Linked DNA regions of Homo sapiens: region 2 is linked to region 1. A link is a loop called in an ENCODE intact Hi-C map of the cell type or tissue named here. Cell type or tissue: GM12878. All regions are shown on one strand. Links, peaks and the distances in the headings refer to the core of each region. The heading gives the core; the rest is flanking DNA.

The links. Peaks named below come from ENCODE experiments on the same cell type or tissue, not always from the same donor. Only the 100,000 strongest peaks of a DNase experiment are listed, where the experiment ranks them.
Region 2: a loop joins it to region 1, with 8 times the contacts of the local background. A loop is called at or near these places in 4 of 110 quality-filtered maps.

Annotation. Positions count from the first base shown.
Region 1 is chr3:119,699,275-119,702,181 of GRCh38, forward strand. LOC105374064 (a long non-coding RNA gene) reads right to left here. Exons shown (of 3, transcript XR_924391.4): 2 at 1,918-2,147; 3 at 594-1,143. Among named protein-coding and RNA genes, the nearest start is that of CFAP91, 2.3 kb to the right of the region's middle. RefSeq lists enhancers at 1,249-1,648, 1,368-2,567. In GM12878, for the core only: no CTCF peak of the experiment used is centred there; a DNase peak (open chromatin) is centred at 1,497; H3K4me3 peaks cover 297 bases; H3K27ac peaks cover 1,778 bases.
Region 2 is chr3:119,808,700-119,811,606 of GRCh38, forward strand. It overlaps NR1I2 (nuclear receptor subfamily 1 group I member 2), which reads left to right. Exons shown (of 9, transcript NM_003889.4): 3 at 1,362-1,495; 4 at 2,840-2,907. Among named protein-coding and RNA genes, the nearest start is that of NR1I2, 28 kb to the left of the region's middle. RefSeq lists enhancers at 997-1,500, 1,478-1,537 and a silencer at 1,008-1,267. In GM12878, for the core only: a CTCF peak has its summit at 1,648 (motif pointing right); a DNase peak (open chromatin) is centred at 1,572; H3K4me3 peaks cover 1,094 bases; H3K27ac peaks cover 600 bases.

The DNA.
Region 1 (2,907 bases), core at 246-2,745:
GAGTGACCTCTGGTTTTGCTCACTGTTACACTCCCACAGTAGCATGACAGTTTACAAATGCCATGGCATGTCAGGAAGTTACCCTGTATGGTCTAAAAGGGAAGGCATGGATAATCCACACCTTGTTTAGCATATCATCAAGAAATAATCAGAGCCCTCGGGGGTGCTCTGTCTGTGGAATAGCCATTGTTTTATTCCTTTACATTCTTAATAAACTTGTTTTCACTTTATGGACTCGCCCTGAATTCTGTCTTGCGTGAGATCCAAGAACATTCTCTTGGGGTCTGGATGCAGACCCCTTTCCGGTATAGAGAGAACATTTTAGGTGATGTCATATGTTGAGGAGCTAGCTGTGAGAAGATAAGGAGGTGGGAGTGAGGAACATTGAGAAGAAGAAACGAAAAGTGGGCGGCTCTGAGAACGTAGCTGTACCCCAGACAGAAAAGTACTATACCATTATTATATTGTACTTTGCTTCTGTGTCAGCTTTCTCTATCATCCAGTGAGCTGTACAAATTATCTCAAAATCTTTAACACCTATTATATAGTAGACATTCAGTAAATTTATTTAACAAAGGGATGGATTTAGTAATCATTTCATTAAGATTTCATGTACCAGATACCTCAGAGATACAAAAATGACCAGGTGAAGGGCTGTGCCCTCAGTGAACTCAAAGTTGTGGGAAGCAGAGTTGTGAACAATTACTGATTACTAATACAAGGTGGTCAATGCTATTGGTGCTACTACAGCATTGGAAGGATGATATCTCACTGTATTTGAAAGATATGAGGAAACTGCATAGAAGTGGCAAAGTTAGAGGTGAGTGTTGAAATGTACCTAAATTAGTTGAGGGGTGTTAAAGAAAAAATTATTCAATGATCTTATTAAGGCATGGACAGGCAGAGTGCGTTCAAGACCATTGCAATAGATATAGGAATTACTGCAACAGGGTCTTGTAGTTGGGGGAGGGATTGGGTTCAACTCCGAATATAGCATAAGCAAGTAGAAATTTATAGCAAAGAGCAGGCTGAGGGTCAGTGGATGAAAAATTACTAAGAGGAAATATCAGAGGTAAAGAGAATTCTGGTTAAACTCATCTCAAAGGATTCTTGCTGAAGACAGCCAGGGTAATCAGACTTCACCTGGGGGTGAAAAGCGAAAGCGAAGGATGAGGACCCCAGTCAGATATCTAGGATGGGGGATTCTTACCAAACTGACATAGCACGGTTCTTTGCTAAAACTGGATTTTACAAGAAAGTACACAGACAGACCTAGGACATGGCTGGTTTTCAAAAACCCCAAGAAGTTTAGGAGTAGAGACAATAAGTTAAAACCAGGAGTATATGCAGAAAGAGTAGTAGGCCAGGAAGCGTATTCAGGAAGTGTCTGTGGATCACATTGAGGGACTAAGTGGCTAAGTTGGCTGGACTTCCTGGTTCAATAGGGACTTCCCTAAGGGGACTTTCCCCTAAGCCAAAATGAGTCATAGCTGCAAGCTAAGGGATTGAAACTTCAACCAATCAAAGGGGACTTTCCCCTAAGCCAAAGTGAGTCCCAGCTGCAAATTAAGGGATTGAAACTTCAGCCAATCATATAGAGAGTTTAAGCTCTAGCTGCAGCCTGATGTTTTTAACCAATCAGGCCCACCAACCTAAGAGAGGAGACCACCCCTCATATTGTGTTATGCCCAATTTCTGCCTCCAAAGAAAGAAGAATTTAAAACAAAAAGGCAGAAATGAAATCCACAGGCAGACAGCCCAGCACTGTGCTCTGGGCCTGGTAGTTACAGATTGACCCCTGACCTAACCGATATGTTATCTATAGATTCCAGACATTGTATGGAAAAGCATTGTGAAAATCCCTGTCCTATTCTGTTCTGTTCCGATTACCAGTGCATGCAGCTCCCAGTCACATACCCACTACTTGCTCAATCGATCACGACCCACTCACGCAGACCCTCTTAGAGTTGTATGCCCTTAAAAGGGACAGGAATTGCTCACTCCGGGAGCTCGGTTTTCGAAGATGTGAGTCCGCCAATGCTCCCAGCTGAATAAAGCCCTTTCCTTCCATAACTCGGTGTCTGAGCGGTTCTTGTCTGTGGCTCGTCCGGCTACAAACCCACAAGTGGATAGAAAATAACCTAATCCTATGGGACAGAAAAAGGAAAAGGGGAGGAGTCATAAGGGGATATAAACATAAGATACCCAAACCAGAAATGGCAACCCTTCCAGGTTCCCTTCCACCACGTGGAAGCTTTACTTTCGCTTTCCCTTTACTTTTGCTTTGGCTTTAATAAATCTTGCCACCGCACAGTCTTTGGGTCCACGCATTTCTCTAGTGAAGCTGTAACACTTGCCACTGTGGTCCACGGCTTCATTCCTTGAAGCCTGTGAGACCATGAACCCTTCGATCGAGAAAAACCTTTGATCGGAAGAAGACTTCTCGTCTCAACATTAAAGGACAAAGAAGCCAACTCTAAGGCATGCCATTAGCTTTAATAATCTGAGTGTAATAAATAATAATGATCATAACGGATTAAAACATCAGATCTGTAAAAAATGCATGCATTCATAATGATATCAAACAAACAAAAACTTTGTGGTTAACTCTGGAGTTTGGTAGGGCACCAACTCATGTCTCTGAAATTTCATAATTAAAAAGAACAAATCCAGCATTTACCCAGTCTTTCCTCTATGAGATTATCCTGGTTATCTCAGGATAACCAATGAGTTGGTATGAAAAGATTCCTTTTATAGAAGAACCTCTGGTAATAATAGAGAATTATTGAAAGGATTAGAAATTCACTGCTCTAGGATAAAAGACTTAAGAGACATACCAAAATGCAACATGAGGACTTTTTTTGGATCTTGACTGGAACAAACCAACTATAAAAGATAATTTGGACT
Region 2 (2,907 bases), core at 312-2,811, 110 kb after region 1:
CAGCTTGTCATGTACCTGGAGGACAGCTGGGGATCCATCGTCTCCAAGCCTCAGTCTCCCTCATCTGTGCTAGGCAGATGAGATTATGAGTTTCACAGGGTTTTAGAACTAAATTTACAAAACTGCAAAATACCTAGCCTAGCATCTGATACATAGCATACCTTTAAATAATGTGAGCCCCGGTTTCATCTTTTACCCATTCTCAGTGGACTTTGATGTAGCATCAGAGTTTTCTTACCCAGGCCAGTTGGGAAGGCAAAAGGCAGGGATGGCATCTGTGAAGAACATGCCCCTGGGCTGGTCACTGGTCCGAGGCCCGAGGCCTCCAAGCTCAAACCTGCCAGGTCACTGCGGGCTTGGCTCAGCTTCCCAGGCCTGCCCTCGGGGACCTCTGCAGCCCTACCTGGCTGTTCCATGCTCCTGGGCCAGCCTTCCCTCAGTTTCCACTCTGGACCAGAATCAGAGGCCAGAGCCAAGGGAGAGATTGTTTCTTTCCATCCAGCTGTGGAGATGGGGAAAGTAAAGGTAGGACTGCACTGACCGTGTCTTTTGTGGGACAGGCAGGACTTCCGGGCTGGGAGGAGGAGATCTTGTACCAGAGTCTCCAAAAGGCATCTGCCCCATTGCCTCTCTGCGCACCGCAGAGAGGGGTGTGCGGGCCCGTGGGTCCCGCCTGCACGCTCTGCTGTTCCAGGCGCTCGACCTCTTTGCCCCCTAGGTCAACGAGGGGAATCCACTCTGCCATGGGGAAGTCGCTGCCCCGTAGGGTATAAGAACTTCCCCATAGTTCACCCCTTCCTCCCTGGCCGCCCAGTCTGGAAGGGGAGCTGGAGAAGGCGGCGGGGGGTGGGGGGAAGGCGGGGGGGAAGGCGGGGGGGTGGGGCGGGCTTCTCTGGTTTCTTACCCTCCTGGGGTCAGGTTTCCTCAGCTCCCTCCCTTAAGGAGGGGAAATCGAGGAAGAGGCCCATCTCCATGGAAACTTTCTGGTAACAAGGCTGTGAAAGAGAAGGGGACAGGTGTTTCAGGAAGAAGGGAAGGCGCTGAGGATGGGCCTGGAGAGGAAGTGTCCCTGAAAGTGGTTTTGGGGCTGCCCGCGCCAGCGAAAAGCACGTGTCCCATTTCCTGCCGGAATGGCCAGAAAAGGTCTCCTCCCCGGCTCTGCCCCCTCTAGCTGAGTCCTGGACCTCTAGGGACTCCCACCTACACCCTTCCCATAAAGCCTGACCCAGCTGGGACGCAAAGGCTAGTGTCCCCCTCCCCGAGTCGGTAGGGGCTGGGGAGGGAGGTGGTATGGCCCGGAGCCCCAGGCCGAGGGCCCGGGCACCCGTGCATCCCCCCTTCTGCTCCCCATTCTCTCACAGGAGGGCCATGAAACGCAACGCCCGGCTGAGGTGCCCCTTCCGGAAGGGCGCCTGCGAGATCACCCGGAAGACCCGGCGACAGTGCCAGGCCTGCCGCCTGCGCAAGTGCCTGGAGAGCGGCATGAAGAAGGAGAGTGAGCAGTGGGCGCGCGGGCGGGCCGGCGCCGGGGTGCACGGCTCTGAGTAAGGACGTGCCGTGGGTGTGGGCATGCTTGTGTGGAGATGCGCGCCGAGTGTGCGCGTGAACACACGTGCACATGTGAGCTGGTGTCCGTGTGCAACAGGCAGCCACCTGGGGGAGCGCTTGCAGTCGGCCCTCTGGGAGATGGAGGGAGTCGGTAATCTCTGCCCTGGGATGTGTGCTGGGCAGCCCTGGACAGGGCGTGCCCTCTGTCTCCCCTCAGTTGCTCCTGCATCATTCTTTTTGTCCCCTTCATAATTGTTGTAATGGTTTGAAACCACATTTGCGGGTAGGAGTGTGAATCTGGGGGAGGGAAGCAGGAGCCACATGGGTGATAGGACCCGGGGCCTTCTAGGTGCTAGCCCCATCAGCTGCCCCAGACCTGGATCTTTATAGGGGAACTGTTTGCAGACAGGTGACATGAGGTGTTCTCATTCTACCTATTTAACTTTGATATATTTGTGCTCCTAGGTCACTATGAGATTAAGGCTCATGCGGAAAAGGCTAGGTGTTTCTAGTGCATATTTGTCTCCATGGAACACAAAGGGACCCAAAGCTGCTTCTTTCAAGGACAAGTTCTCTAGGCTGCTGGCAGGCATTCTTGATCTCTCCCCACCAAGGACCTCATAGCTTTGTTCTACACACATGAGTGGGCTCCAGAAATCCACAGAAGACCCTAAGGCTCTGGGCTATATAAGAAGTCTCTGGAGTTGCTATTTCTTGCTAAGCTGTAGCCCAGCTCTCTAGGGTCTTGGAGACCCAGACACCTCTGAAGAGTCTTGGTATATAATTCACCAGAAAATGATAATTGTAGATGCCATTTACTGAACATCTCTTATGTACCAGGAACTATATTAGGCACCCTACATGCAAGGTCTCATTTAACAGCGGTGCGAGGTAAACACGGTTTCTCCGGATCACAAAGGAGAAACCTGGAGGCAGGAGAGGTTAAGGAGGTTGCTTGGGGTCACAGGTAGTAAGTGGCAAAGCTTTCATGCAAACCCAGCGCCTTTGGATTCTGAAGCCCGTGCTCTTGCCAGGGCCCCACAGTGTCCTCACAAACTCCACTGCAGAGGGCAAAACACCAGCCTCACCTCATCTCTGTCCTCACCCAAGTGTTTCTCCAGAAGAGCCCACAGGCCTCTTGAGTCCAGACAGGGGAGAATTGCTTGTCACCATTACTTTCTCTTTTGCCTAACGGCTTCTGCTGCCTTGAGAGGGTTACACAGTGGCTCTCCAGGGGGCTGGAGGCTCACCAGGGGCACGTGTGCCTGAGCCAGCCTCACTGTCCCTGCAGTGATCATGTCCGACGAGGCCGTGGAGGAGAGGCGGGCCTTGATCAAGCGGAAGAAAAGTGAACGGACA